Linked DNA regions of Homo sapiens: regions 1, 2 and 4 are each linked to region 3. The links are chromatin loops, found by intact Hi-C in ENCODE. Cell type or tissue: HCT116. All regions are shown on one strand. Region 1 overlaps BCAS3 (BCAS3 microtubule associated cell migration factor). Region 2 overlaps BCAS3 (BCAS3 microtubule associated cell migration factor). Region 3 has its middle 15 kb from the start of NACA2. Region 4 overlaps BRIP1 (BRCA1 interacting DNA helicase 1).

Region 1 (8,000 bases), 590 kb before region 3:
AAGATTCCAGGCTCTATTAGAAACTTGTACTTTGATGGCTACCTAGAGCTTTTGTTTGTGGTGCGTTTCTGAAATATGTAGTCTTATTTGAAGACCTAATACACTGAAAAGTGTTTCTCTGACCACTTGGGGACTTTTACCTAATTCATGTTATTATAATGAAGCTAATATGCCTCATGCACATAGATATGTATATATACAGCTTTTTTTTAATTTTTAATTTTTGTGGGTACATAGTAGTTATGTATATTTATGGAGTACTTGAAATATTTTGATACAGGCATATAGTACATAATAATCACATCAGGGTAATTGGGGTATCCATCACCTCAAGCATGTATCCTCTGTGTTACAAACAGTCCAATTACACTCTTTTAATTATTTAAAAAAATTTTTTGTGGGTACATAGTAGGTAGTTATATATATTTGTAGAGTACATGAAATGTTTTGTTTTATCCAGGCACAGTGGCTCACGCCTGTAATCCCAGCATTTTGGGAGGCCAAAGTGGGCAGATCACCTGAGGTCAGGAGTTTGAGACCAGCCTGGCCAAGATGGTGAAACCCCATCTCTACTACAAATACAAAAATTAGATGGGCGTGGTGGTGCATGCCTGTAATCCCAGCTATTTGGGAGGCTGAGGCAGGAGAATCACTTGAACCCAGGAGACAGAGGTTGCAGTGAGCCGAGATTGCACCACTGCACTCTAGCCTGGGTGACAGAGTGAGACTCCATCTCAAAAAAAAAAAAAAAAAAAAAAGTTTTGTTTTAATACGGGCATACAATGTCAAATAAGTGCATAGTGAAGAATGGGGTACCCATCTCCTCAAGCATTTATCCATTTGAGTTATAAACGATTCAACTGTATTCTTTTTTTTTTTTTTTTTTTTTGAGACAGAGTTTCACTCTTGCTGCCCAGGTGGGAGTGCAGTGGCATGATCTCAGTTCACTGCAACTTCTGCCTCCAGGGTTCAAGTGATTCTCCTGCCTCAGCCTCCCCAGTAGCTGGAAGTACAGGCATGCGCCACTATGCCTGGCTAATTTTTTGTATTTTTAGTAGAGACAGGGTTTCACCATATTGGCCAGGCTGGTCTCAAACTCCTGATCTCAGGTGATCCACCCGTCTTGGCCTTCCAAAGTTCTGGGATTATGGGTGTGAGCTGTCACACCTGGTCCCAATTATATTCTTTAAGTTATTTAAAAATATATGATTAAGTTATTATTGACTATAGTCACCTTATTGTGCTATCAAATAGTAGGTCTTATTTATTCTATTTAAAAATGTAGAATTAAATTATTATTGACTACAGTCACCCTGTTGTGCTATCAAATACCAGATATTATCCATTCTTTCTATTTTTCGTACCCATTAGCCATCCCTACTCCCCCCTCCTCCCTCCACTACCCTTTCCAGCCTCTCGTAAACATCCTTCTACTCTCTATCTCCATGAGTTTATTATTTTGTTTTATTGATTGATTGATTGAGATGGAGTTTCGCTCTGTCGCCCAGCCTGGAGTTCAGTGGCACGATCTCAGCTCACTGCAACCTCCACCTCCTGGGTTCAAGAGTTTCTTCCACCTCAGTCTCCCAAGTAGCTGGAATTACAGGCGCACGCCAACACACCAGGCTAATTTTTGTATTTTTAGTAGAAACAGGGTTTCACCATGTTGACCAGGCTGGTCTTGAACTCCTGACCTCAAGTGATCTGCCTGCCTTGGCCTCCCAAACTGCTGGGATTACAGGCCTAAGCTACCATGCCTGGCCAAGTTCCTTGTTTTACGTTTTAGATCCCACAAATAAGTGAGAACATGCAAAGTTTGTCTTTCTGTAAGTGGCTTATTTCACTTAACATAATAACCTCCAGTTCTGTCCATGTTGTTGCAAATGACAGGATATTATTCTTTCTTTTTATGGCTAAATAGTACTCCATTGCGTATATATACCATATTTTCTTTATCCATTCATCTGTTGATGGGTCCTTAGGTTGCTTCCACATCTTGGCTATTGTGAATAATGCTGCAATAAACATGGGAGTGCAGATATCTCTTTGATATACTGATTTCCTTTCTTTCGAGTATATACCTAGCAGGGGAATTGCTGGATCATACGGTAGCTCTAGTTGTAGTTTTTTCAGGAACCTCCAAATTGTTCTCCATAGTGGTTGTATTAATTTACATTCCCACCAATAGTGTATGAGGGTTCCCTTTTCTCCACATCCTTGCCATCGTTTGCTATTACCTGTCTTTTGGATAAAAGCCTTTTTTTAAACTTGAGGGAGATGATATCTCATTGTAGTTTTGATTTTCATTTCTGTAATGATTATTGATGTTGAGCACATTTTTGTATACTTGTTTGCCATTTGTATGTCTTTTGAGAAAATCTATTCATATCTTTTGCCCATTTTAAAATAGGATTGTTAGATTTTTTCCTGTTGAGTTGTTTGGGCTCTTTTCTAGTTGTTAATCCCTTGTCAGATGGACAGTTTATAAATATTTTCTCCCAATCTTCGGGTTATCACTTTGTCGATTGTTTCCTTTGCTGTTCAAAATCTTTTTTAACTTGACATGATCCCATTTGTCTATTTTTGCTTTGGCTGTCTGTGCTTGTAGGGTAATACTCAAGAAATCTTTGCCCAGTTTCAATGTTCAGGAGTTTCCCAAAATGTTTTCTTGCAGTAGTTTCATAGTTGGAGATCTTAGATTTAAGTTTTTAATCCATTTTGATTTTATTTATGTGTATGGCGAGAGATAGGGGTCTATTTTTATTCTTCTGCATATGTATATCCAGTTTTCCCAGCACTAATTATTGAAGAGACTATGTTTCCCCAATATATGTTATTGACGTCTTTGTTGAAAATGAGTTCACTGTAGGTATGTAGATTTGTTTCTTGGTTCTCTGTTCTGTTCCATTGGTGTATGTGTCTGTTTTTATGCCAGTACCATGCTGTTTCAGTTACTATACCTCTGTAGTATAATTTGAAGTCAGGTAATGTGATTCCTCCAGGTTTTTTTTTTTTTTTCTTTTTGCTCAGGATAGCTTTGGTTATTCTGGGTCTTTTGTGGCTCTATATACATTTTAGGATTTTTTTTTCTATTTCTGTAAAGAATGTCATAGGTATTTTGATAGGGATTGCATTCAATCTGTAGATTGCTTAGGGTAGTATAGACATTTTAACAATATTGATTCTACCAATCCATAAACATGGAATATCTTTCTATTTTCTTGTGTCCTCTTCAGTTTCTTTTTATCAGTGTTTTGTAGTTTGCATTGTAGAGATCTTTCACTTTTTTTGTTAATCGCTAGTTATTTATTTGTAGCTATTGTAAGTGGGATTACTTTGTAAATTTCTTTTTCAGATTGTTCACATTTGGCATGTAGAAATGCTACTGATTGTTGTATGTTGATTTTGTATCCTGCAACCTTACTGAATTTGTTTATCAGTTCTGTTAGTTTTTTGGTGGAGTCTTTAGGTTTTTCTGAATATAAGATCATATGATCTGCAAACGAGGCTCATTTGACTTTTTCTTTTCGAATTTGGATGCCTTTTATTTCCTGTCTGATTGCTCTGGCTAGGACTTCCGGTACTTTGTTGAATAACAGTGATTAAAGTAGGCATCCTTGTCTTGTTCCATATCTTGGCAGAAAGGCTTTCTGTTTTTCCCTGTTCAGTAAGATACTAGCTGTGGGTCCATTGTACATGGCTTTTCTTCTATGGAGGTATTTTCCTTCTATACTCAGTTTTTTAAGAGTTTTTATTATGAAGTAATGTTGAATTTTTATCATATGTATTTCCAGCATCAGTTGAAATGATTATATGGTTTTTATCCATTATTCTCTTGATAGAACATGTCACATTGATTTGTGTATGTTATACTGTCCTTGCATACCTGGGATAAATTCCACTTGGTTGTGATTTTTTTTTTTGATGTGTTGTTGAATTTGGTTTACTAGTATTTTGTTGAGGATTTTTACATCAATGTTCACCTGGAATATTGGCCTCTAGTCTAGTCTAGTCTAGTCTTGTCTGGTCTTGTCTTTTCTTTTCTTTCCTTTTCTTTTCTTTTTCTTTTTTTTTTTTTTTTTTTTTTATGTATGTGTTTGGTTTTGGTTTCAGAGTAATAAAAGCATTGTGGAATGAGGTTAGAAGTATTCCTTCCTCCTCTATTCTTCTCAATAGTTGGAGTAGGATTGGTATTAGTTCTTCTTTAGATATTTGGTAAAACATCTAAAATTAAGCAGTGAAGCCATTGGTCCTGGATTTTTCTTTGCTGGGAGACTTATTACATCTTCAGTCGCATTACTTGTTACTGGTTTATTCAGGTTTTGGATATTTTCATGATTCAATCTTGTTAGGTTGTACGTGTCTGGGAATTTATCCATTTCTTCTAGATTTTCCAACATATTGGCATATAATTGCTCATAGTAGCCTCTAATGATCCTTTGAATTTCTGTAGTATCAGTCATAATGTCTCCTTTTTCATCTCTGATTTTATTTGAGTCTTCTCTCTTTTTTTCTTAGTTCAGCTAATGATTTGTCAATTTTGTTTATCTTTTTAAAAAACCAACTTTTCATTTTGTTAATCTTTTGTATTCTTCATTTCAGTTTTATTTATTTCTGCTTTGATCTTTATTATTTATCTTCTACTAATTTTGGGATTGGGTTCCTCTTGCTTTTCTATTTCTTTAAGATGCATTGTTAGATTGTTTATTTGAAGTTTTCCTTTTTTTTTATTTAGGTGCTTATAACTATAAACTTCCCTCTTAGTACTGCTTTTACTGTATCCATATATATATTTTCATGTTAAGTTTCATTCACAAATATCTTTATTCTACTGTGCTTTTTCTCTTGTCTGGATTTTTTAAAACACTATTTGACAATTGTTTTAGGTGGTGGAAAATTAATTTAGTCAGTGTAGAAAACTTAAGTATCTGTGAGCTGCCTTCCTTTTAGAGGCTATGCTTAAAAATGCTTATAACAGTATCAAATTTTCCTTAGCTTTCTTTAATTTTTTTCTGAAATAAGTAAGTGGAGATATTTTTGCTCAAGTTGTCACCAGTTGACTGATATTGAGATAAAGGTAGTAAATTCAATTTGCTAATTCAGAAATACTGGAGATTCTTTATTCACTGTATGATAAGTGTCATACAAATTAACTTTCCCTGGCTCAGGTCTGTGGCTCACCACTTGTTTTTTGTAAATAAAGTTGTTTTTTTTTTTTTTTAACATAACTGCACTCATTTACATATGTTCTATGACTGCTTTGACAGTCCAAGAGTAGAGCTGAGTAACTGCAACAGACAGTGGAGCTTTTACATCCTACAAGGCCATATGGCCTCTTACAGAAAAAGCTTGCAGATACATGAGCCACTGCAGATACATGAATTATTGTTGTTATCAGTTATGTGTGTGTGTTGGGGGGCAAAGGGCATTGAGTGTTTTAAGATCTTCTTTCTTTGCATTTCACCTCTCTTCAGGATCCTGTATCCCTGACTATTGAAGTAACATTCTACCTAATGGAGTTTTGATCAACAGTCATTGTGAAATGCATCTGTAGAGTAAATTTTTATTTATTACCTGATCTTAGGTACATTTGGTAATGAGGCAATCATTTATATTCATATTTGGTGATGTGTGATACTCTTAGAAAAATCCAAGTAGTTTGAGACATTTTTGTATCTTTTCTTATCTCATTTCTAGGTACAGGACATCTGCTTCAGCCATGACTGTCGCTGGGTTGTGGTCAGTACTCTCCGGGGTACTTCCCACGTTTTCCCCATCAACCCTTATGGTGGCCAGCCTTGTGTTCGTACACATATGTCACCACGAGTAGTGAATCGCATGAGCCGTTTCCAGAAAAGTGCTGGACTGGAAGAGATTGAACAAGAACTGACGTCTAAGCAAGGAGGTCGCTGTAGCCCTGTTCCAGGTCTATCAAGCAGCCCTTCTGGGTCACCCTTGCATGGTAATTTTCTCTGTCTCCACTGTTATCTTGAATCTTCCTTCCCTTTGTCCTTATTTTTACAGATCTGGGATAAAACTAAACTTGTTATAGTCTGTTCATGTAAAAAGAAGATCTTAGGCTTATATGAAATTCTTAATTATTAAATAATTTAATAAATTGGAGCCAGTATAGTAATGGTGATCTTTACCATGCTATTTTAACTCCCTGTTTCAATATATAAGGGATATTTGGTATCATATTTATGGAATATAAAACTTGGAACTATTTTTATAACTTCAGAGAACTGAACATCCTTTTTACTTATCTCTTCCAGAACATTCTATGTTCAATGGGACACTATAGTTTATTAAGAAATATTCATTGTTGGAAAGAAATAGTCATGGGTAATGTGTATTTTAGATAGAGCAGCATTTGCTTTTTTTTTTTTTTGAGACGGAGTCTTGCACTGTAGCCTGGGCTGGCATGCAATGGCGTGATCTCGGCTGACTGCAACCTCTACCTCCCAGGTTCAAGCAATTCTCCTGCCTCAGCCTCCCGAGCAGCTGGGATTACAGGCATCCGCCACCACGCCTGGCTGATTTTCAGTATTTTTAGTAGAGATGGGGTTTCACTATGTTGGCCAGGCTTGTCTTGAACTCCTGACCTTGTGATCCACCTGCCTTGGCCTCCCAAAATGCTGGGATTACAGACATGAGCCACCGCACCCAGCCTGCATTTTATTTTAAAATGGGATTGGCGGGATTTCTGCTGTGTATCTCAGTAATTTATCTTAGAGCAAGTAGCTGTGTAACCATCATCCCAATCAATAAATGGAACATTATTGGAATCTCTCTTTTGCATACCTTCTCCATAACATTAAACCACAATTCTCATTTTTATGGTAACCACTTCTTTACTTTTTAGAATATTTCTACTCCTAAGCAAGTGTCCTTAAACACTATTGTTTCCATTTTATGTAAATGGAATTGTAGAGTATGTATATTTTGATATCTTTGGCTTCTTTAACATTATATTTGTGAGATTCAGTTATGTTGTTGCAGGTAGGTTTAGTTCATTTATTTACAGCTCTCATTTATTCCATTGTACTTCTGTTTATTTATCCTTTCTACTACTGCTGATGTACATTGCATGGTTTCAGGTTTGGGGATAATATGTATACTAATTTTTGAGTGGAAATTCTTGATCATAACGTAGTTGAATCTTAACCTTGATAAATAACACTGGAGTGGTTGTACCGTTTCATTCTCACTAGAACGACAGAAAACGTTGACATTAGATCACCTTTTCTGGAGCATTGCAGATTTCCCTTGATGGGTGACCATTTTAGGTTTTCAAGATTGGGGAATCTTATATAGAGAGATTGTGGTTACCACAGAAAGTCATTGTTATTTTATTAATTGACCTGAAATTCACATAACGTAATATTCACCATGTAAATGTGACAGTACATTCATGATGTTGTGCCACCACAACCTGTTTACAAAACATTTTCCTCACTCCAAAAGGAAACCACATATTCTTTAAGCACTTACTCCTCATTCTTCTTTCTCCTAATCCCCTAGCAAACACCACTCTCTGCTTTGTAGACTGTTACTTGTCCTGTATATTTTATATAAATATAATTATAGAATATATGACCTTTTGTTTCTGCCTTCTTTCATTTAGTATAATGTTTTTGAAGTTCATCCACATTGTAGTATATATTAACACTTCACTCCTTTTTATGGGTAAATTATATTCCATTGTAGGAATGTAACGCAATTGATCTGTTCATTCACTGAGGTACATTTGGGTTGTTTCTACCTTTTGGTTATTGTGAATAGTGCTATTATGAATATGTGTGTACGTGTATTTGAGTACTTCTATGTAATTCTTTTGAGTATGTACCTATCCTAATTTGTTTCAGCTTCTGTACTGACCACATTACACATTCTTTCGTAGTATCCGATGACTTACACACACACACACACACACACACACACACACACACACACACTCTGTAGGAAGCTTAAAGATAGACTGAAAAAATATAGGTAAA
Region 2 (8,000 bases), 860 kb before region 3:
ATTTTTAGTAGAGACGGGGTTTCACCATGTTGGTCAAGCTGGTCTCGAGCTCCTGACCTTGTGCTGTGCCCGCCTCGGCCTCCCAAAGTGCTGGGATTACAGGCGTGAGCCACCGCGCACAGCCACGAACTATGAAGATTTAAACGGTGTTCATTTATTCAGCACATGTCTGGGATATACAGGGGTAAGCACAATAGATGTGGTCTTTGCTGTCATGGAGCTAGTAGGAGAGAGAGATTTAAATAAAAATAAATGGATATACAACTTAAGTTGTAATATGAAAAAAAGCATGACATGTTAGGACAAGGAAGTGACATATAAGCTAAAAAATACTTAGGGTAAGACTGGAACAATAAACACTAAACAGAGGCTCTGAGATGAAAGCATTCTTTTCTCCATAGTTAGAAATTGATTTAGATTTCTTAAATTTTTTCTCTTTAAAGAGCATTGTAGCTGGGCATGGTGGCTCACGCCTATACTCCCAACACTTTGGGAGGCTGAGGGTGGTGTATCGCTTGAGGCCAGGAGTTTAAGAGCAGCTTGGGTGAGACCCCATCTCACCAAAACCACAAAAATTAGGGCTGAAACAGGGGGATCAGTTGAACCTAGGAGGTCAAGGCTGCAGTGACCTGTGCACCACTGCACGCCAGCCTGGGTGACAGAGCAAGACCCTCTCAAAAAAAAAAAAATAATAATAATATTGAGATAAATATCTTTATGGTCATATAATTTGGAGAGATCAATAAAAGTAAGGCTCCTAATAGATTTTCCAAATTACATTCTTTTCCAGCCATGTCAGTTATACTTACCCCATATATTTATTAATTCTTTCACTCAGCAAAGATTTATTAATTGTCTATTACATGCCAGACTGTGTTGAAGGTGCTGGGACAACACTGAACAAAACAAAGTCATTCTCTTTGTGGAATTTCCATTCTGGTAGGTGGGGAAGATAGATAATAAATATGTATCATGTTAGATGGTGATAGATAGGGTGGTTGTTGTTGCTGTGGGTTGCTCTTTTATATACGATGGTCTGGGAAAGCCTCTCAAAGACCCAGTGACATAGTGGTGTGAAGTTATCCATATGGGTATTTGAGGGAGGAACACTCCAAGCCAGTACAAACATTCTGAGGTGCAGAATATGTTTCTTTCTTTTTCTTTTCTTCTTCTTCTTCTTCTTTTTTTTTTTTTTGTGAGACAGAGTCTCTCTGTGTCACCCAGGCTGGAGTGCAGTGGCGTGGTTTTGGCTCACTGCAACCTCCACCTCCCAGGTTCAAGCGATTCTCCTGCCTCAGCCTCCCTAGTAGCTGGGACTACAGGGATGCGCCACCACGCCTGGGTACTTTTTGTATTTTTAGTAGAGACGGGGTTTCGCCATGTTGTCCAGGCTGGTCTTGAACCCCTGACCTCAAGTGATCTGCCTTCCCGGGCCTCCCAAAGTGCTGGGATTACAGGCGTGAGCCACCATGCCCGGCAGAATATGTTTCTTATATTTAAGAACAGCAAGGAGGCAGTTTAGCTGGAGTTAGGAGAGCAAAGCAAAGAATAAGAGATTATGTCCAAGAGTTAGCAGTTGGCTAGGGCTTTGTTTTCGCCCTTGTAAGGACATCTAAAATTTCAAATATACAGCAAAGTTGGACTTTTACGGTGAAATTACTTATACCCGCCATCTAGAGCAGCAGTCCCCAACCTTTTTGGCACCAGGGACCGGTTTTGTGGAAGACAGTTTTTCCACAGGGTGGGGATAGTTTCAGTATGATTCAAGCACAGTAAATTTATTGTTCACTTTACTTCTATTATAATTGCATTGTAATATATAATGAAATAATTATACAACTCACCATAATGTAGAATCAGTGGGAGCCCTGAGCTTGCTTTCCCACAGCTAGATGGTCCCATGTGTGGGTGATGGGAAACAGTGACAGATCATCAGACATTAGATTCTCATAAGGAGCACACAATCTAGACACTTCACATGCGCGGTTCACGTTAGGGTTCGCGCGCCTATGATAATCTAATGCTGCTGCTGACCTGACAAGAGGCAGAGCTTAGGCAGTAATGTGCGCGATGGAGAGCAGCTGTAAATACAGTTGAAGCTTCGCTTTTGCTTGCCTGCTTCTCACCTCCTGCTGTGAGGCCTGGTTTGTAACCAGTACCTGGCCCAGGGATTGGGGGACCCCTCAACTAGAATATACCCTTAAAATTTTACTATACTTTTTTTTTTCCAGTTTTTTTTTCAGGCAACCCTCAGAACCAGAAGGGGTTCATACAGCTGCCTACTGTACTTTGTCTCACATCCATCTTATTCATTGCATTTCAGAGGAAATGCAAACATCAACATGCTTTCCCCTAACTACTTTTGCATGCATATAATTAACTAGAGTTCAATATTTGGTTAGTTTTTAAATTTTTTTAGACAGAGTCTTGCTCTGTTGCCCAGGCTGGAGGGCAGTGATGCTATCTTTGCTCACTGCAGCCTCTACCTCATGGGTTCAGTTGATTCTCATGCCTCAGCCTCCTGAGTAGTTGGGATTACTGGCACATGCCACCATGCCTGGCGAATTTTTGTGATCTTTTAAATTTTAGCTATTTTGGTAGGTGATACCTTGAGGATTCATTTAGCATTACCATTTCCCTGATGACTAATAATGTGGAGTACTTTTTCATGTTTCTTGGCCATTTATATATATTTTAGCAATTATTTGTATAATTTTTTTGCCCATTAAAAAATTTAGTTGTAGGCTGGGTGCTGTGGCTCACGCCTGTAATCTCAGCACTTTGGGAGGCCGAGGTGGGCAGATCACGAGGCCAGGAGATCGAGACCATCCTGGCTAACATGGTGAAACGCAGTCTCTACTAAAAATACAAAAAAATTAGCCAGGCATGGTGACAGGTGCCTGTAGTCCCAGCTACTTGGGAGGCTGAAGCAGGAGAATGGCGTGATCCCAGGAAGCGGAGTTTGCAGTGAGCCAAGATCGCGCCATTGCACTCCAGCCTGGGCGACAGAGCGAGGCTCTGTCTCAAAAAAAACAAAAACAAACAAACAAAAAAACTTAGTTGTAGAAGCCATTGGAGGATTTTTGAATAGAGGTAATATCACTTTTAAAAATAAGAAAGGTATGTGAAGAGCAGATTTGGGTGGAAAGGTAGTGAGTTTGGTTTTAAATGTGTGAACCATAGACTGTTGCTGGTCCATAAACTGGTGATAGCGAATCGTTTGTTATTGGCAGCAAAAAGGTAAAGTGCAGAAAATGAGAGTAAGCCTTTCAAAACCTATAGTATTCGCCAGTGCACACTATCCAAACATATGTATATAGTTTACAGAAGTATCATTTGTGCCAACTTTTAGAAAAATCAAAAAATAATTCGTCTTTTATGACAAACAGTTTGAAAAACACTATCATCAAGACATCCAGTTGGAGAAGGAGTTTTTGATGAGTATGTTTAGACATGCAATCATGTATTATTTTATTTCACACAAATAACATTTCTGTGATTATTAACATTCATTTTAGCATTATACATTCTTTGTAGTCATGAGAATAAGATACAGAATTTTCAAGGAGGAGATTTGAATTGCAGGATGAGGAGTTGAACTTATTCTTTCAGCCATAATAATTTGGACTCGTTGAGAATCTTTTGGTAACATACATTCCAAAAGCTGTCTGTAATATTGATTTTGTGGTTGCAGTGGGATGAATAGCAGGAGAAAAGAAAAGGTTATAAGGCTAGTTAGGAGTGAATTTCAACACTGTCTAAATGTTAGATGTTGAGAGCCTGAACTAAGTTTGTTGTTGTGAGAGGATTACCAAAAACCATGGTAAGTGGTTAGACGTTTAGAAGAGAAGAAAGTTAAAGATGTTTCCAGAGTCTTGACCTGGGGACCAGTGCTGCTTAGTATGAAAGATGGCATCATTTTAGCAGAAATAGAATTTGATTATTAGACTTACACTATGTTAAAAATCATGTAAAGCAAAAATTGTATAGCATATTGTCTTATAAGTAATAAAGGGTTCTCACTTAAAGTTTCAGTGGTAAAAGTCTTCTGATATTTTCGCATACTTTTTGCTATCTGTTTAAATGGCAACTTAGTTTTCTTTTCTTTTCTTTTCTTTTTGAGACATAGTCTTGCTCTGTCACCCAGGCTGGAGTGCAGTGGTGCAATCACGGCTTCGCTTCCTGGGCTCAAGCGATTCCCTCACCTCAGCCTCCCGAGTAGCTGGGACCACAGGTGTGCACCACCATGCCCAACTGATTTTTGTATATATATATTTTTTTGTAGAGATGGGGTTTTGCCATCTTGCCCAGTCTGATCTTGAACTCTTGAGCTCAAGTGATCCTCCTGCCTTGGCCTCCCACAGTGCTGGGATTACAGGCATGAGCCACTGCGCCCAGCGTCTTATCTTCTTTTGAAATGCTTATTTTTTTCTTAAAAAATGGAGAATATATTTATTACATCACCTAAAATATGGCAGTTGTATTGTGTGAAACAGTATACAGTTGGCCCTGGATATCCATGGATTCTGAATACGTGCATTCAGTCAATATGGATAGAAAATATTTGGGAAAAAAGTAAAAAATAATTCAACAATAAAAAATAACACAAATAAAAATGACAGTATAGCTATTTACATAGCACATTGTATTAGGTATTGTAAGTAATTTAGAGATGATTTAAAGTATATAGGAGGATGTGCATAGGTTTTATATGCATAGGTTATGTGCAGATACCATGCCATTTTATAAAAGGGACTTAAGCATTGGAGGTTTTGGTGTCCACAGGGATTCTGGAACCAACCCCATGTGAATACAGAGAGATGACTGTATTTTCTTTTCAAAAGTTAGTATTTGTAGTGTTTTCTTGGAGCTGTGTATATGCGGTACTTCAATGACCTAACACTAGGTGTCGCTACCACATTGAGCTAAGAAAAGTGCGGCTGCTCCTTGAAAGGAAATTTTTGCCCTAAAGCTTTTTGTGTAGTTTTTATACACTAAAAGCTTTAGAGCAAATATGCAAGGGCATTCTTGAGGTAAATGCCAATTAGTCTACTATTTATTAGAGGTTGGGTGCCAATAGACCTTGCCATGTTAAGATTGTTAGCCAGGAAACAGTTTTTATGGGTTTCATTTGGGAGTAATATAAAGTTAGTGATTTGGGTACACTGGCAAGCAGAGAGAGGTTGAATATGGATGAAGTCCAGTGAAAAAAATTGCCTTTGTTGAGAATAGGACCTTATTTTGTTTGGTGCATTCTCTTCTTCCTGGAAAGAGAATAGGTGGATCCTTAGACTGTAGATACAGTGGGAGGACATTGGTTGTTATGGATGAATAAAAGCAGAAATGAAGAGTAATACTGAAGTAATTTCTGGAATTTAACCATATTGGTGGATTAAAATATCTTTTCCTGTAGTATGTTTCTTAAAGTATCACTCCAGAGAACTCTTGCATCTGAAACTTAATTTTTCCCTGTGTGCGAATAGTGGCGTGACTCTTGTTGATTTGACATAGGCAGTAGACATTACTGTGAGTTTGAAATTTATCATTGTAAGTTGGACTCTTTCTTACTTGAGATCTTTTTGATGATTTTCTACTCTAAAACAATATATTATTTGGACCTAAGCTGATTTATAAGTCTGTGGAATGCAATTTTTTTCTGATAAATGTTATTGAATATACATACAGTAAAATGCACAAATCTGAAGTGTACAGACTGAAAATATATATATATATAACCTTCTAACCATCATCCTGGATTAAGATCTAGAATATTTCCAGTACCTCAAAAGAATCCCTTGTGCCACTTCCTTGGCAGTACTACCCTCTTTCCACCTCCAAGTAACCATTATTCTGCTATTCTGACTTCTATCACCATAGATTCTTTTTTTCTATTCTTGAATGTCTAAGAAATATGGTCATAGATTTAAAAGGTATGCTCTTATGTTCTGGCTTGTCTCTTAACATTATGACTGTAAGATTTGTTTTTATGCTATTGTGTGTAACATTAATTTTGCTGTGTTGTATCTATCATATGAATACAATAAATTTTGAAAAATCCATTATATGACTGATAGACATTTTTGTTCCCAGTTTTTGAGTATTATTAATAAAGTTGCTCTGAAAATTCTTATATATGGTAATTTTTCATGGATGTAAACAAAAAATGGTAATTTTTGGTGTACGTAAACACTCATTTGTCTTGGGTGTTGACCTAGGCGTAGATTTATTGTGTCATAGGATAAGTACATGTTTACCTTCAGTAGGTACTGCCAAATAGTTTTCAAAAGTGTTTTTGCCAACTTTGTACTCTCACCAGAATTATGTGGAAGTTCTGTTTGTCCTGCATCCTCAGCAGCACTTGGTATTGTCAGTCTTTTTGATTTTGGCCATTCTGTTGCGGATGTGTTGATATCTTCTGTGAGGTTTTAAAAATGCTTTTTAGGGGGCTGGGTGCGGTGGCTCATGCCTGTAATCCCAGCACTTGGGGAGGCTGAGGTGGGTAGATCACGACGTCAAGAGATCAAGACCATCCTGGCCAACATGGTGAAACCCCGTCTCTATTAAAAATACAAAAAGTAGGCAGGCATGGTGGTGGGCACCTGTAGTCCCAGCTATTTTGGAGGCTGAGGCAGGAGAATCACTTGAACCTGGGAGGTGGAGGTTGCAGTGAGCCGAGATTGCGCCACTGCACTCCAGCCTGGTGACAGAGCGAGACTCTGTCTCAAAAAAAAAAAAAAAAATGCTTTTTAGGCTGGGCACAGTGGCTCATGCCTGTAATCCTGGCACTTTGGGAGGAGGTGGGAGGATCCTTTGAGATTAGAAGTTTGAGACCACCCTGGGCAACATAGACCCTGTCTTGACCAAAAATGTGGCATGTGCCTGTGGTTCCAGCAACTCAGGAGGTTGAGGGGAGAGGATCACTTGAGTCTAGGAGATCAAGGCTGTGGTGAGCTATGATCACGTTACTGCCCTCCAGCCTGGGCGACACAGGACACAGCAAGACCCTATTTCAAAAAATGCTTTTTATTTTGCAATAAATTTCAAACTTCCAGAAAATTTTATAATGTATATAAGGTATTCCTGTTACTCATTGTGGAGATTCACCAATTACGGATTTTGCCTTATTTGCTTTGTCATTCTTTCAGTCTCTGTATCTATGCATATATTTTCTGAACCATAATTTCCATAAATTATTATTATTATTTTTGAGATGGAGTCTTGCTCTGTTGCCCAGGCTGGAGTGCAGTGGCGTGATTTCGCCCACTGCAACCTCTGCCTCCCGAGTTCAAGCAATTCTTCTGCCTCAGCCTCCTGAGTAGCTGGGACTACAGGCATGCACCACCATGCCAAGGTAATTTTTTGTATTTTTAGTAGAGACGGGGTTTTGGCATGTTGGCCAGGCTCTTCTCAAACTCCTGGCCTCAAGTGATCCAGCCGCCTCGGCCTCCCAAAGTGCTAGGATTACAGACATGAGCCATTCATTGTGCCTTGCCTGTTTTCATAAATTATTTAGTATAATTTCCTACAAATAAATATATAGCCATAGCACTGTCATCAAGCCCAGGACATTTAAATTTGATGCAGTAGTATTGTGGAAACTATTGTTCATATTCAAATTTCATCCATTGTCCCAATAGTCTACTTTATAGCTATTGTTACTTTTTCACTTTCTTTCTTTTTTTTTTTTTTTTTTTTTTTTTGAGATGAAGTCTCGCTCTGTTGCCCAGGCTGGAGTGCAGTGGTGCGATCTCGGCTCATTGCAACCTCTGCCTCCCAGGTTCAAGTGATTCTCCTGCCTCAGCCTTCTGAGTAGCTAGGACTACAGGCACCCGCCACCATGCCTGGCCAATTTTTTTTGTATTTTTAGTAGAGACGGGGTTTCACCATATTGGCCAGGCTGGTCTTGAACTCCTGATCTTGTGATCCACCTGCCTTGGCCTCCCAAAGTGCTGAGATTACAGGCGTGAGCCACCGTGCCCGGCCTACTTTTTCACTTTCTT
Region 3 (8,000 bases):
AGTAGTCCAGTGTCACTACAGTCATGGTAAAAGGTAGTGGGATGAACAGGCGCTGTGGCTCAGCCTATAATCCCAGTACTTTGGGAGGCCTAGGCGGGTGGATTGCTTGAGCTCAGGAGTTCCAGATCAGCCTGGCCAACATGGTGAAACCCTGTCTCTACTAAAATTACAAAAATTAGCCGGGCCTGGTGGCACACACCTGTAATCCCAGCTACTCGGGAAGCTGAGGCAGGAGAATCGCTTGAACCTGGGAGGCAGAGGTTGCAATGAGCCAAGATCACACCACTGCACTCCAGCCTGGGTGACAGAGCAAGACTTGGTCTCAAAAAATAAAAAAAATAAAAATAAAAAGGAGAGAAACAGACAGATGAGCGCAGGGTTAAGAGAACAGCCATGAACACAGTACTATGCTAAGAAGTTTGAGCTTTATTATGAAGGCAACTGGAAGGCAGTAAAGATTTTTGTTTGGAAAATGATGTGATTAGTTCTATTTTAGGAAAAAACTGAACTGGTAGTGGTGAGACTGAGGACAGAGGGAGTTGAAAGGTTAATTCTTTTTTTCTTTTTTTGAGACAGGGTCTCTCTCTGTCACCCAGGCTGGAGTGCAGTGGTGTGATCACAGATCACTGCAGCCTCAACTTCCCAGGCTCCAGCAATCCTCCCACTGCAATCCTCCCACCTCAGCCTCCCAAGTAGCTGGGATCACAGGCACGCACCACCACGCCTGGCTCATTTTTGTGTTTTTTGTAGAGACGGCGTTTCTACAATGTTGGCCAGGCTGGTCTCGAACTCCTGGGTTCAAGCGATCTGCCTGCCTGGGCCTTCCAAAGTGCTGGGATTATAGACATGAGCCACGCATCCAGCTGGGAGGTTGATTTTTAATCAATATGTGAGATGATGAGGACTTGGCAATGGGAATAGTTTTGTGATTTATAAAAGTAAACCACCGGAGTTAGAGTTTGAGGCACTTTCTGATGGGTAAAGTGCATAAGAAAGTCACAGTACACAGATTTTGAGATGCTCCTCTTGGGGGTCCTATAAGGAAAGAAACCATTAAAAGAGCGCGGGCTTTAGAGTCACCAGGGTCTCAACCCTGACCCTGCCGTTTCTTAGTTGCTTAACTATGAGCAAGTTCCTTAGCATTGTAAAGACATATCATAGAACAGGTACATTGCAACTTCTGCCTCCTAACTTCTTGCAATTCTCCTCCCTCATCCTCCCAAGTAGCTGGCATTACAGGTGTGCGCCACCATCCCCCAGCTAATTTTTGTATTTTTAGTAGAGATGGGTTTTCACCATGTTGGCCAGGCTGATCTCGAACTCCGGACCTCAAGTGATCCACCTGTTTCAGCCTTGCAAAGTGCTGGGATTTCAGGTGTAAGCTACTGCACCCGGCCAAGGTACATTAATATTAACATCACAGGGTTAATGGGAATCAGTGACTGAGATGATATGAATAGTATTCAATAAATGTTAGTTTTTGTATTTTTTCCCCTCCCAGATTCTTCACTATACTTTTGGTGGTTGAGGGTGCCGTATAATTGACCTTGAGATTTAGCATTATTATAACAGTTTTTAGGTTAATTAAGGGGTTGATGAGAATGGTGACTCTGATGCTTCCCTTTGAACTTGACACAATTCTTTTCTAAATTGTGCACTTTAGTGTGGCAGCTGGTTGACACTTAAGGTGCATGCCATGCTGTTTTTGGTTTCTGCTGCCCCTCTGTTTGGAATGCCCTTCCTCCATCCCTTCCAATAGGCCAGGTTAGCTCACCAGGCTCAACTGAAGCCTCATCTCCTTCAGGATGCTTCTTTTCTCCTCTACCCCAGGTAAGGTCTGCCTTCTCTGGGTCCCCGTGTTGTTGTATAATACAATGCACTAAATGCAGTGACAGAGTGCCCCATATTTCAATGACCTGTGTGTGTGCTGGGTTCCCCTTGTGGATGACAAAGGATCAAGAACTGTGTATTATAGATGATCTTGGTGTTTCCTCCATTCCTATCCTGGGCCTGGTACATACAAAACACTCGATAAGTATCTGTTGAATAAAGAAACAAACAAATTTTAAAAATCACCCACCACCCATTTCAAGTGCTTACAAGTCACATCCACTTTCGGTCTTGAAGCTCTCCTGCCCTACTTACTAGCCTGTCTTTCTCCTCAGAGAAGAAGCTGGCATGGCTCTGAAGGAACTGATCTTATGAAAACTCTTGCGTTTCAGCCTGGCTCTACCATCATGAGCTGTGAGATCTTGGGCAAGTCACTGATTCTCTTTGCCCTTGCTTCCTCAGATGCAAAGTGAGAATAATTATGGATGTGTAGCAAGAGTTAAATGAAATAGGACATAAAAGAGTCTTACATAGTATCTGTCACATAATGAGCTTTCATCATTTATTGATACGTATCATTTTCATTATAAATTTAAGTTAGAATATAGCTGGAAATGAAAACATTCTCCTGAAAAATTTGGATCCGTCATGCAATTAACTCAGATTATTTCAATCATCCAGGGAACTCTGTTAAATTGCTTTTATTTCTACTGTTATCCCTAGAACCAGAATGAACTTCTTAATAAAAATAAAACAAAGTAAAACACCCCAGCCTCAAAGTCCTTGCCAGTCATAAATAACTTGAAAGTTATTTAAATGAAGATATATTGCCTCTATAATGGGGTGCTGTCTATAAATCAGGAAGAAAAACAAACAAATAAAAAGCCTATTAATGTGAAATGCTGACAAATCTGTGTTTTCAAGGGCCCTACAATTGAGCTTTAATAAAATACACATTCATCGTGTCTGTCTCCCAAGCCCCACAAATAAGTCTGATCACAGCGACTTTAGAAATGGATGCCTGCAGAGTCGAGGCAAGTTTTCACTCCCAAAAATGAAAACTTCTGGCTGTTTTTTAAAGTGAGTGAACTGTAGTCCTCCGGGCACCAAAGAGCTTTTATGGCTCTTTCTCACACATCAGCCCTGGGAGGCTTTGGAAAGGATGCATTAGTGTGATGCTGCCATCTGCAGCCAGGACTTTCCATATGTTTTGATAATCTGAACAAATACTGATCCTAGGCCCGGCCAGCCAGCACACGTTTTAAATGGTCTTTCAAGTTGCTTTCCTGAGTAGGGACGTACTCGTTAGTGCCAAAAGAATTTTTGGCAGACATTTCTCCCGGTTACCAAAGGAACCCATTTTAGTTTCAGTTCAAGAGAAATTTCATACAGAAGATGCTTCCACTTGATATGAGTTTTCCTGAAGTTCCATGGCACACATTTCTAGATGGTATTACTACAGGAACTTTTTCAAAAGAATGATGTTCATGTACTTGGATGATGCTACGAACTCACTTCAGAGGGCAGTTGGGTGAAGCTGTGGCACAGTCATTCATAGGCAGGTAATTCAGCCCCCGGGGTGCTGGCTTCAAATGTCACTCACAGGATTGCCCTCTGACCACTTTGCCTTGGGTTTTGCCCTTTCCCTCTGTTCTGACAGAGGCAGAAGAAAATAAGATAACAGCAGAGGGCATCAGTCTTTTTTCTAGAAAATTTTTTTTTTCTGGTTGAACAATTAGCATCCAACCAATACATAAACTGCATTTATAAAACACGCAACCCTTCCAGAAATAACCAACCAATTTCACAAAAATGAAACACATGTCTACCATTTCCATCTTTAACTTGTTTCCAAGTTTGTTTTCTTTCAGCGAAGCATTTGATCTCTTCTGTCCCACACTTTTTAAAAAATTTTTCTTGTCTCATTATGAGTCATCTTATGTTCCGCAAGCTAAGTTTGCTCCTCCTATATCTCAATTCTCATCAAAGAACAAAATAATAAAAATCAATGTTCATAATCTCCTTAAAATATCATCATCTGAATTATCTTATTTATACCTTCATAGCATCTCAGTGTATTTTACATTGAGTTTGACTAGTTTCCCAAATGTGAATAAAAATACCACAGGAAATGTATAGGTTATATTAAAAATATTAGTGTGTTGATATCCTTCCCAGCAACAGAACATACACAATTACTTGATGTTATACAACTACTTTCGGTCATCGTAAGCCATATAACTAAACCACTCTTTTCTCTCATTTGGCAGATGAGAAAAATAAGTTATGTAAGGGTTAAGTGACTTATTCAAAGTCATCTCAAGTAATCTGTGCAGACACTTAGAGATTCTTATTGTTCAGATCTGTACTGAGGTCCTTGCAAGAACATTAGTCTCCTCTTTTTACCTCTCTAGTGAGAGGTTTACTTCAAATTTTTATCTGTAAAATGGGTATCAATTTCTCAAATGGAATAGTAGGAGAATAATTTGTGACAACCCATTTAGCTCCTAAGAGATGGACTAGAGAAGAAAAATGAGATGTCAAATTGGAAAGCTTATTTAGTGTTATGGAGAAAATCTAAATTAAAAATGGTAGCTTTATGTTTTTATAGCTTTGGTAGTACATATTACTAGAAAGTCATTCAGTACAGAAGCAAGTTTTTCAGCTTGTTTATAAAATAGTTAAGAAAAAATTGGTAGCAATTTTATTGCAAAGCAAAAGGTTAAGCAGAAAAATCTAGTTAGCTCATAATCAATCCTTTGAAATACTCGGGATAAAATAGAAATATCTTAATAATTATTACTTATTGCTTTGAATCATACCTATGCTTTCTCAAGATATAAGCAGGTTTTTTTCCTTGCCTTGAAGAGAAAAGACAATTATTATCCTTCTGTCATCTTCAGGTATTTTTCTCTGGGCATGATATTTTTAATTATCCATTAGAATTATGTCTATAGAGGGAAGCATAAATTTCAAATAACTCTAAATACTTAAAATACATTCAGAAACATATAAACTTTTGCAAGCATCTTACTCATCTTTCATTGTATTATAAAACCACCAAACACACATTTTACTATTATTTTTGTTATATAAACAAAATATTTCCAAGTAGGATTTGGTAGATGGTAGATTTCAAATTAAACAAAAACTGTGCCCATAACATATATCCAATTGTTTATTAACTCTGAATGGTTTAAATTTTTACAATCAAACAAGGTATTGAATAGAAAATAAAGGGCCTATACATAATACCAGATCCAAAAACAGAAACAAGCACTAGTTACACTGTCCAGATATTTTCATTTTATGTATTTAACACATATCTCTAGTAATGGTGGTAGAACCCTGAATATGCTAAACACCACTGAACTGTATACCTTAAAAAGAGTGAATTTTATGGTATATGAATTATATCTCAATAAAACTTATTTTATTTTATTTATTTATTTATTTTTTGAGACAGAGTCTTGCTCTGTCACCCAGGCTGGAGTGCAGTGGCGTGATCTCGGCTCACTGTGAGCTCCGCCTCCCGGGTTCAAGTCTCCTGCCTCAGCCTCCCAAGTAGCTGGGACTACAGGTGCCCGCCACCACGCCCGGCTAATTTTTTGTATTTTTAGTAGAGACAGGGTTTCACCGTGTTAGCCAGGATGGTCTTGATCTCCTGACCTTGTGATCCACCCGCCTCGGCCTCCCAAAGTGCTGGGATTACAGGTGTGAGCCATTGCACCTGGCCGCAAAACTTAAAGAACACGTCTAGCTAAATATTCTGTAGGAAATAATACATAATTTTTTTCCTTGCTAGCACAGTATTTTAGAGTAGATACAAAAATGAAATAAACAAAGTGTTCGTTGCAGCCCAGATAAAGTGATGCTATTTGCTCAGAGTAGGATATCTTTTGTGCTGTATTTACAAGCCTCAAATTCTGATTTCAAAGATTTGTGTGAAATTCCCACTGAAACCAGTGACCATTACACTACATAGCTTAGGGTATAATTTGGCACATTCTGCAGTATATTTGTATTTTTAAAGGATTCTTTGTTACAACTTTCATCTGCTTTTGTTTAACTGACAAAAAGATCAGGAAAAGGTCATGATATTTCTTTAAAGAAAAGTCTGGATAAAACATGAAAGTTACCCCAGTACAGCAATACAGATTTGCACTCACTGAAAGTTTTTGGAAATAAATATTGTATGCACTCTCCATTTGGATTTTGAAAGGAGGAGTAGTTAGAAGATTCATTCTTTTCTGAAAAAATGGTTCTGATCGTATCAAAGAATCTTAGAGTCAGAAGCACTTTAGTGATAATCTGGTTAAATCCAATGCCATCCTTGATGAAGTAACAGAGACCCGAAGAGGTTAAGTAATTTACCCAAGGTCACACAGCAAGTTAGTGAAAGAGCCAGATCGAGAATGCGTCTCCTAATTCCCTGACCAAAGCTTTTCATCCTCTCATTCCCTAAACAACTATCGTCTGGGGAAAATTAAAATTTGTTAGGTGTCCCCCATCAAAAAAAATTGTATTCATCATAATCCCACATACAGCAGGTACTTAAGAAGTATTTTTAAATTATGAATTATCTTCCATCTATTTTTACTGGGTTTTTTTACACAACAGTTTTGCGAGATATTTTGTAATTAATCTCATAATGAAGAAAATTGGACAGAGAGGTGTTAAGGAGAGTTATGGAAGAGATCAAACAGCAGCCACATCTCCTTCCAAATTCCATTGTGCCTCATGAAATCTCAAGAGAGTTTCAGAAATCAGCCATGTGATTGAGCCATGAAATGAACAGGATCGTGCTCTGTTAGAGAGTGTAAGCTGAAACAATCGTCCTGGAAAACGCACAATTTCTATCAAGAGCCTTTAAAATGTTCTTATAAAATAATCTAATAATTCTATCTCTGGTAGCCAATTATATAAATGTAAACCAAGATGCAGAGACACAAGTTTGCAGAGAAGTGTTCATTGCAGTAGTACTCATGATAAAGTGATAAACATCAACAAGGGAATAGCTAACAATACCATAGTATATTCATTTGATAATTACCACTGTAGGCTAATAAAAGGAAATTAAGAAGAATTTAACACCAAACATTTTTTATGTGACAATGTGAAGTTTAAAAAGCAGAATATAGGATTGTATATATGGTATGTTTTTTAAAAACGTAAAAACCCATGCACAGAAAAATATGTTGGTTGTCTTTGGGGCATAAAAATATGGGTGGTTTTTCTTATATTATGCATGTTTTTAATGAAAAAATATGTATTGCTTTTATAGTAGAAAAATCTCTAATAAATATTATTAAAAATAATAAATACTGTTAAAACAAACATAATATGAGCTAATTGATCAAAAACAAATCCAGAAAATATAATTAGAATCTACCATTGGAATAAAGTATGTAAGGGCTTTGGCTTCCGATGCCCTAACATTACATCACGTTATCCAATGCCATAATTTCTGATGTTGTTGCCAAGTGCTTTTTTTTTTTTTACAGAATCACACATAATTAGTAGCTAACTATATATATCGTTCTTTGAGAGTCTAAAGAATATCATTCACTCTAGAGCTTGTAAATATTTCATTCAATTGATTTGCTTGATCAGACCACACCAATTAAAAGCAAACTGCATATGTCTCCCAAACTCAGTTCAGGGGAAGGGGCTCCTCTAGTTGCCTCCTGTGAGGTTTCCTAATTTAAGTCAGTCCCTGTTTTACTACACATGGTGAAGTCGTGTTATCTCTTTGGACTATACCATCATCTAAACTCACACAAAAGCACGAGGGGCTGTAATCCCTCATTCCACAAAACCCCAAGTTAACCAAAGTTGTCACACATAGATCTGGAAAGATGGCAAACTCTTTAAAGATAATAGCAACTGTCTAAAAGGATAACAAAACATTGTTTTGAGCAAAACGAAACAAAACAAAAACAAAAAGCCAGGTCCTAGTGAACTATTAAGAGGAAATTTTCATTTAAAGATGAGACTTTGTGAAGGGAGATTTCAAAATTCCTGAGTCCCACCTCTAGAGAAATTTCCCCCTGTTGCTTATACTTTGAAATAAAAAGGCCACTAGAAGAACCCTGTCTTCTTCTGTCAGCGTGATTCACGTTCCAGCATTTGCAATGAAGATGAGCCTTTCCTGACTAGATCTCAGGAAG
Region 4 (8,000 bases), 260 kb after region 3:
ATATTGTGATTATGTATAAGAATGTCTTTGCTTATAAGACATAGACACTAAAGTATTTCAGGGTGAGGGAACATCAGGGCAACAACATACTCTTAAATGGCTCAATAAAAAAAGATATTTGGATTGTACTTCCAATTTCTCTATAATTTTGTGACAGCCAAACTTTTAAAAAGCTAAAATAACCGAAAGATAAATTTACTGGGCAGACAGTTGGTCAATTAACGAAGTAGTTTTCAAAGGTAAAGTTATCTTTCCACACCCAGTATCCATGAATGAAAACGTTCTACATGACAATTGCAGATACTATCACCACTGAATAGCTACACTCATGTCGGATGGGTTGCTATACATATTTATTTCATTAATGTATCTACACATCAAGAAAACTTAGAGGAGTGGCTGAATTTTGTCAACTTTCTCTGAAATATTCACCAAGTTCACTCAATATGATAAAGAAGATTTGAAACTTTTGAGAATTAAACATTTCCACCATAGAGAATACTATGTTTTCTCCAAGCTCTCAAAAAATTATAATTACTGGGCCAGGCACAGTGGTTCACTCCTGTAATCCCAGCACTTTGGGAGGCCAAGGCAAGCGGATCATTTGAGGTTGGGAGTTCGAAACATGCCTGGCCAACAAGGCGAAACCCTGTCTCTACTAAAAATAAAAGAAATTAGCCAGGCATGGTGGCAGGCACCTGTAATCCCAGCTACTCGAGCGGCTGAGGCAGGAGAATTGCTTGAACCCAGGAGGTGGAGGTTGCAGTGAGCCAAAACTGCACCACTGCACTCCAGCCTGGGTGACAAAGCAAGACTCCACCTCAAAAAAAAAAAAAAAAGCCATAATTATTGGAGCTGAAGGACATACTCAAGCAATTAGTCATCCATTCTATCATCCTACCCCTAGGCAAATTTGCAGACAAGGCAAGAGATTCACACTAACTCCACTAACCTCTGGCCTAACTTAACCAAGATTACAATAGTATAGAACGGGCTGGCAAACTTTTTCTCTAAAAGGCCAGAGATTTTCCTGCTGGCTGAACATGAAAAGAAAGAAAAGAAAAATACATAAATAGACAGAGTATATATTTTAGGTTTTGTGAGCCATATGGTCTCTGTCACAACTACTCAACTTTACTGTTATAACGCAAAAGTTCCACAGACAATATGTATAAACAAATGTAAAATGCGTTCAAAAAAACTTTATTTATAAAAGCAGGCAGCAGGCTGTATTCTGCCCATGGGTCATAGTTTGCCAACCACTGGCATAGGAAAAAAGATTACGACAAAAAAGTATCCATCAAAATAGACCTGCTAAATTTTACTATGACCGTGATATATTAGGTGAAAAATAAAAGCTATATACTATAATCCTAATTTTGTGTGTGGGGAGGGAGTATATATGTAATATATGTGTAATATATGTCATATATACTACATAACAAATATATGTAATATATACTACAGTATCAACCCCTTTACAGGGGTTGAGCTCTGTACAACACCTGATTGCAGGAGTGAGCCACCACGCTCGGCCCAATAATTACGATTTTTTTGAGAGCCTGGAGAAAACATAGTAGTGTTCTCTATGGTGGAAATGTTTACATATATACTCAGTTGATACTGGGTATATATGTAATATATACTACGTAACAAAAATGGCAACAAATTCTACTTATCTTTGTATATAAGCTCCCTTTCAAGGTTACTTTGTAGCTCTTCCTACCAAGATGTGAGCTTTACCCCTTGAGTCTGGATTTGGTCATGTGATTTGCTTTTGGTGACTGGAACATTAGCAAACCTGACACAAACAGACTCAAAAGGCATTTGTACACTGGGGCTTGTTCTCTTGCTGCTCTTGGAACCCTGAGGCCACCATATACATAAACCAGAATTAGCCTGCTAGATGATGAGAGAGACCCACCTCATGGTCCCAGCTGACTACCAATCAACTCCCTGAAGCAGGGCTGCCTTGCTGACTTACAGCTGACCTGCAGTTGACCACAGACACATGAGTAGGCCACCTGAGATCAGCAGAAGAAATGCCCAGCTGAGCCCACCCTAAATTGCTGACCCCCACAACAGTAAGCTAAATAAATGGTTGGTTTGTTACAGCAACAGATAACATTGCATGTGTGTGTGCACGCACATGTGCGCACTTAAGAATAGACAGCAGGCAGAATATCAGGGGTTGATATTGAGGAGACAGTTTAATTAAGGATTAATGTTAATAATTTAAGTACACATTTTGGTGGTTCCCAAATTTTCTCTTAGATGATGCTTTTATATTCAGAAAAAAGTTATTTAGAAATATAAAATTTAATTCAATATAAAAGAGTATTTTTCATTATTTCCACTAAATATTGAAAGTCTAAAAATATGGACATCTTGACCTGATGTATTTAAATGAACTGATAGATTTTACTTTCTAACAGAGAGTTTGGAGATAAATAGTTACAGGTACATAGGAAACTAAGCAAAGGACAAGACAACTACTAGCACCAAAAAAAATAAATACTGGTTTGGGGAAAGAACTGTAATAAGTTTAAATATTTATAGAATTATAACAATACAAATACCAAATGCTGGCAGGCTGAAGGGTAGAAGTAATGAGAAAGGAGAAAAGAATAGGAGGAAGACAACAGAAAGTATCTAAAACCGAAAACTCAAGAGAAAAGCAAAATATGCATGCTACTTCAAAAACTATCAGAATACAAAGGATAAATAATTGAAAATTATTTACTTCAGATAGTGGGAATTGGTGAATAATAGAATTAGGGCAGGGGTCTACTGCTTTTCTGTTTGAAGCCAAGTGGAATTCTTTGACATATTTTTTCACACATACTGTTAAAAAAAAAAAATTAAAGAGAAAAAAAAGTCCAGGAACCAATCCAAGTACATATAACAATTTAGTACATGATAACAGCAAAACTTCAAAACTGGAAAAATGATTAAGTGACACTGGGACAACTGATCAACTATTTGGGAAAATATGCAATTAGAGCCTGACCTCATACATGCATGAAAATAAATCCCATAAACAAGAGAGTTAAATGCACAAACAAAACTGTAAAAGAACTATTAAAAATATCCTTATAAATTTATAGAAACGGATCTAGAAAGATCCTCATGAAAGTGTTCATGGTGTTTCCTTCTGGAAAGCAGAAAGGGAGATGGGGTTAACATAAGGGAGAACATTTTAATTTTTATTCTGTATTGGTTTTTATAATGTTAAAGGTTTTTCAAAAAATGTTATTACTCTTTTTTTTTTTTTTTTTTTTTTGAGACAGGTTTTGCTCTGTCACCCAAGCTGGAATGCAGTGGCATGATCACAGCTCACTTTAACCTCTACCTCCCGGGCTCAAGCAATCCTCCTGCCTCAGCCTCCTGGTAGCTGGGACCACAGGCATGAGCCACCACACCAAGCTAATTTTGTTTGTTTGTTTTTTGTAGAGACAGGGTCTTGCTATGTTGCCCAGGCTGATCTCAAACTCCTGGGCTCAAGTGATCCACCTACCTCAGCCTCCCCAAGTGCTGGGATTACAGGCATAAGCCATCATGCCTGGCCAAAAACTATTTTTAAATCTGCATTAAGTCACCTGTATTTAACAATACTGTCATACCCTCTTAGGTATAAGGATCTGAGTAAAAATTGTAAGCTACAAGAAACAGTGGTGAATCATACATCTACTTAACTATGGCCATTTTTTTCATTCATTTATTCAACAAATAATACAAGTAGCTACTAGGTGCAGGCTCTGTGCCAGATGCTGGTTATAAAAAACTGAAAAAAAGAGACATTACACTTGTCCTTATGGTCAGTCTGGTAATGAGACAAACAAAACAAAAAACAGTTAAACCTACAAATAAATAAATAATTATAAATTTGGGTAAGCATTGTAAATGCTTAGATTTGGTGTTGAGACACTAAAAAAGGGACGAATCTTGAATAAATAACCTGCATGGTAATGCATATAATATGACCTGTAACAGTATAAAAATGAACTGTCATCAAAAAGTCATCTGGAAGAGTTTATTCAGAGACAGAATAGTGAGGTGGTTTAGAGGATCAATTCCAGAGCCAGACTGCCTGGGTTTTAATCCAGCTTCTACTCACCAGGTTTGTGACATGAACAAGTTATTCAAATACTCTGTGGCTCAGTTTCCTCAGCTATAATTGCGGAAAATATTAATACCTTCCTGATACGGTTGTTATAAAGATTGAGTTAAATTCTTTTATTTTGAAAACTGTCAAACCCAAAGAAAAGTTAAAAGAACATGACAATAAGCATCAACTCACATGAACCTGTATTTGCCAGGTGAATTAATATTTCTAAAGTGCTTAGCAGAGTGTCTGGCACATAACACAGTAAGCACCAGTATCAGCATATATATGCAGTTATGTTAAATAGCTATTTTAAATAAAAGTAAATTAAAACCATAAAGTAAAAGAAAGAAGGGTAGGAAGGAAGGAAATAAAAATGGGGTATGGGAGGAAGAAAAAGGAAGAAAAATAGCCTAAGGATCGCCCCAGTGTTAACACTTTGTAAGAAGGTCAACAGCGCACTCTGCTGGACCCAAGTGTCTTCCACACACCAGGCCCAAGTTATGAATTAAAATAATATGCTACTGCTACATTAAATCAAATATAATTACTTTAATTAAAGTATATAAAGAATGTTAGCATTTATTTAATGAATAAATAAAAAGCAGGTATAAGCATAAGAATATATCTGAAGACAACCCTGGCTATTGTGAGGATTTACTAAAAAAAGAACAGAATATAAATAAATCTAGAGAAAATGATTATGAATGATAGAACAAAGTAATATCAAAACGTTAACATACTATTCTAAAAAACAATGTTTTTCTTAACTATATTTTGACCATGTGGAGACAGATGCTTCACTAGAACTTTGACATATGAATTGTCAGATTAAGAAAATAAATCTGAACTGTAAGGAAAGGGATCAAGCAGGGGACACCAGAAAGTTAATTATATAAGAAAAGGTACTGACACTATCTTCCGACTTGAAAAGAGAGTTAGGAGACTAGAAATGATAGAAAAATAAAGAGACAACAATCTACTTCTCCAATCCACTAGGTGGAAACTAAATGATTTTCATAAAAACTAAGAAAATTTGAAGAACCTAAAAAGTTTAATGTCAAATTCAGGGGAAAACAGAAATCATCAAACTAATTTACCATTTAATTTATGGAAGAAGGTTTGTCAAAAGTAATGCAACTGCAGATTTGAAAAACGTGAAGACTAAGACACACCTTTGCAGGGATGAGAATTAAACCATTAATTTATGAATCCAAATAAATATTTCTATTTAAAAAATACTGTACTCCCTAGTATCATATAATAAAAAGCAAGATAGGAAAAGCGTCCTTAGAATTTAAAGGTGTTAGAATTCAATTAGATATAACGTATCTCCTGACCTCGTGATCCGCCCGCCTCAGCCTCCCAAAGTGCTGGGATTATAGGAGTGAGCCACCATCCTGGCTAACACGGTGAAACCCTGTCTCTACTAAAATATAAAAAATTAGCTGGGTGTGGTGACGGGCGCCTGTAGTCCCAGCTACTTGGGAGGCTGAGGCAGGAGAACGGTGTGAACCCAGGAGGCGGAACTTGCAGTGAGCCGATCGCGCCACTGCACTCCAGCCTGGGCGACAGAGCGAGACTCCCTCTCAAAAAATAAATAAATAAATAAATAAATAAATAAATAAATAAATAAATAAAGCATCATTAAATCTAGTCTCCCATTCTTTTTCCTTCCATATGAAGGAACTGGTTTTCACAAAAAAGTTACTTACCCAAGTCTATCAATTTACCTTATTCAAGATTATTACAAGGTCTAGATTAAAATACAACAGATAAAATGTGAGGCATTTTGGTCTGAAGAAAAAAGCAAAAATAAAAAAATATAAAAAAAAGTGAGGCATATGATCTGTCAGCATAAGAAAAGTTCTAATATATGGACTACTTTTTTTTCAATTACTTTATCCAAAAGTTTTGGCAATAAACTCATTTCAAAAGCTGCTGTATAATAAATATTAAAACTTACGACATTAATACACATGAAACTATTTTTCTTCTACTTTTCATGAAACCACCTATCCCAAAATCTACAGAAAATACTTTTATGATTTATAATAAGTCACTTTGCAAAGACTAAGAAATGTTACAGCAGAAACCAAAGTAATTTCCTACAAGGAAAAATATTTACTCCCCTATGACACCCAAAAATCCCATTTTTTAAATAAATTACCTCTACTCATATCCCCATTATTTTTTCTTATATTACATTCTTGGAAATAATTAGTCCTTGTTCTCTGAAAACCTAGATGTATTATTTAATGCTAGAAATCCATGAGAAATTTACTAAAAATTTACTTAACATACAAAAAGGAGAAACATTCATGCTCACTAAAACTATACATTTTATAATAATTATATTTCTATTATAAGTACTTATCCTATTTTTATGTTAGGAAGAAAAAAATAAAGTTGAAAATACAAATCATTTTACCTATGTATTTTTGGGTTTTTTTTTCCCATAACCTTTCAGAAAGCACATAAAATTACTTTATACGTCATGTTTTTCATCATAGACTACCATGAAAAGAAACAAATATTAGAGCTCAACCATATGTTCTTTGCATTGCAAAAGTGCTTTGATGTCTGTTAAATTTACTTTATGCATGTTTAATTAGTATGACATATATCTCTTACATCTTCTTGCAAACAAAAATTCAGTGTCACACTAGTGAAATGTTATCATTTGAGGGACTAGATTTAATTGAGAGATTTAACTTGTTCAAGAAGTTTTCAGACTTATGAGAAATTGTCAGAGGCCTATATCTTAATGTTATGAGTAATAAATCACCCACTTATGAAAAATTATTCCATTTCTAGAGATATGTAGAGTTATACCACCTAAAGCCAAGGAAGAAAATATGCAATTTCTAGCTTAAAAATAAAACAGATATAAAGATACAGATATACAATTATAGATACAGCTATATTTTACCAATGAGCAGACCATAATCAATGATCAACATATATCAGCATACTACATAACCAAAAGGAGAAATCAATCAAAGCATTAGGCTTAAAATTAAGGTACTCAACCAAGGGCACAGTAGATGTGCTTATGGTCAAGCGGTTTAGACTCAAAAGATTTCAGCCATAAACATCTTCAACAGATATCAAAAGAATTTTTGGCCAGGTTCCGTGGCTCACGCCTGTAATCCCAGCACTTTGGGAGGCCGAGGCAAACAGATCACCCGAGGTCAGGCGTTCAAGGCCAGCCTGGCCAACATGGTGAAGCCTCATCTTTACTAAAAATACAAAAATGAGCTGGGCGTGGTGTCAGGTGCTACTTGAGAAGCTACTCAAGAGGCTGATTTAGGAGAATCACTTGAACCCAGGAGGCAGAAGTTGCAGTGAGCCGAGATCGCCCACTGCACTCCATCCTGGGTGACAGGGGAGACTCCGTCTCAAAAAAAAAAAAAAAAAAAAGAAAAGGAATTTTCTACTAAACTCTAAACCTAACTCCTCAAAATTTATAATGTTGATCAGTATTATCAACAATAACATTAATAATAGCTTTCAGCAGCATTTAAAAATAAGAACTACAAGGCCAGGTGCAGTAGCTCACACCTATAATCCTGGCATTTTGGGAGGCCAAGGCAGGTGGATCGCTTAAGCCCAGGAGTTTGAGAGCAGCTTAGGCAACATAGCGAAACCTTGTCTCTAAAAAAGTTAACCAAATAAATAAAATGAAAATAAGAACTACATATTACTCCAAGCAACCTACAGATTCAATGTAATCCCTATCAAAATACCAATAACATTCTTTACAGGAATAGAAAGAACAATCCTAAGATTCATATGGAACCACAAAGACCCTGAATAGCCAAAGTAATAGTATGCAAAAAGAAAACTGTAGGCACCACGCTATGTACTACACAAAGCTATAGTAACCAAAACA

The links. Peaks named below come from ENCODE experiments on the same cell type or tissue, not always from the same donor. Only the 100,000 strongest peaks of a DNase experiment are listed, where the experiment ranks them.
Region 1: a loop joins it to region 3, with 2.6 times the contacts of the local background. A loop is called at or near these places in 4 of 110 quality-filtered maps.
Region 2: a loop joins it to region 3, with 2.7 times the contacts of the local background. A loop is called at or near these places in 4 of 110 quality-filtered maps.
Region 4: a loop joins it to region 3, with 5 times the contacts of the local background. A loop is called at or near these places in 6 of 110 quality-filtered maps.

What each region holds. Positions count from the first base shown.
Region 1 is chr17:60,984,274-60,992,273 of GRCh38, forward strand. It overlaps BCAS3 (BCAS3 microtubule associated cell migration factor), which reads left to right. Exons shown (of 24, transcript NM_017679.5): 15 at 5,698-5,962. Among named protein-coding and RNA genes, the nearest start is that of BCAS3-AS1, 150 kb to the right of the region's middle. In HCT116, no CTCF peak of the experiment used is centred here; no DNase peak of the experiment used is centred here.
Region 2 is chr17:60,716,037-60,724,036 of GRCh38, forward strand. The region is part of intron 5 of BCAS3 (BCAS3 microtubule associated cell migration factor); the gene reads left to right. Among named protein-coding and RNA genes, the nearest start is that of BCAS3, 42 kb to the left of the region's middle. In HCT116, a CTCF peak has its summit at 4,905 (motif pointing right); a DNase peak (open chromatin) is centred at 4,925.
Region 3 is chr17:61,572,036-61,580,035 of GRCh38, forward strand. No RefSeq gene overlaps it. Among named protein-coding and RNA genes, the nearest start is that of NACA2, 15 kb to the right of the region's middle. In HCT116, a CTCF peak has its summit at 3,030 (motif pointing left); a DNase peak (open chromatin) is centred at 3,036; H3K4me3 peaks cover 447 bases; H3K27ac peaks cover 3,579 bases.
Region 4 is chr17:61,832,848-61,840,847 of GRCh38, forward strand. All of the region lies in intron 6 of BRIP1 (BRCA1 interacting DNA helicase 1), which reads right to left. Among named protein-coding and RNA genes, the nearest start is that of BRIP1, 27 kb to the right of the region's middle. In HCT116, a CTCF peak has its summit at 4,553 (motif pointing left); DNase peaks (open chromatin) are centred at 914 and 4,554; H3K27ac peaks cover 1,253 bases.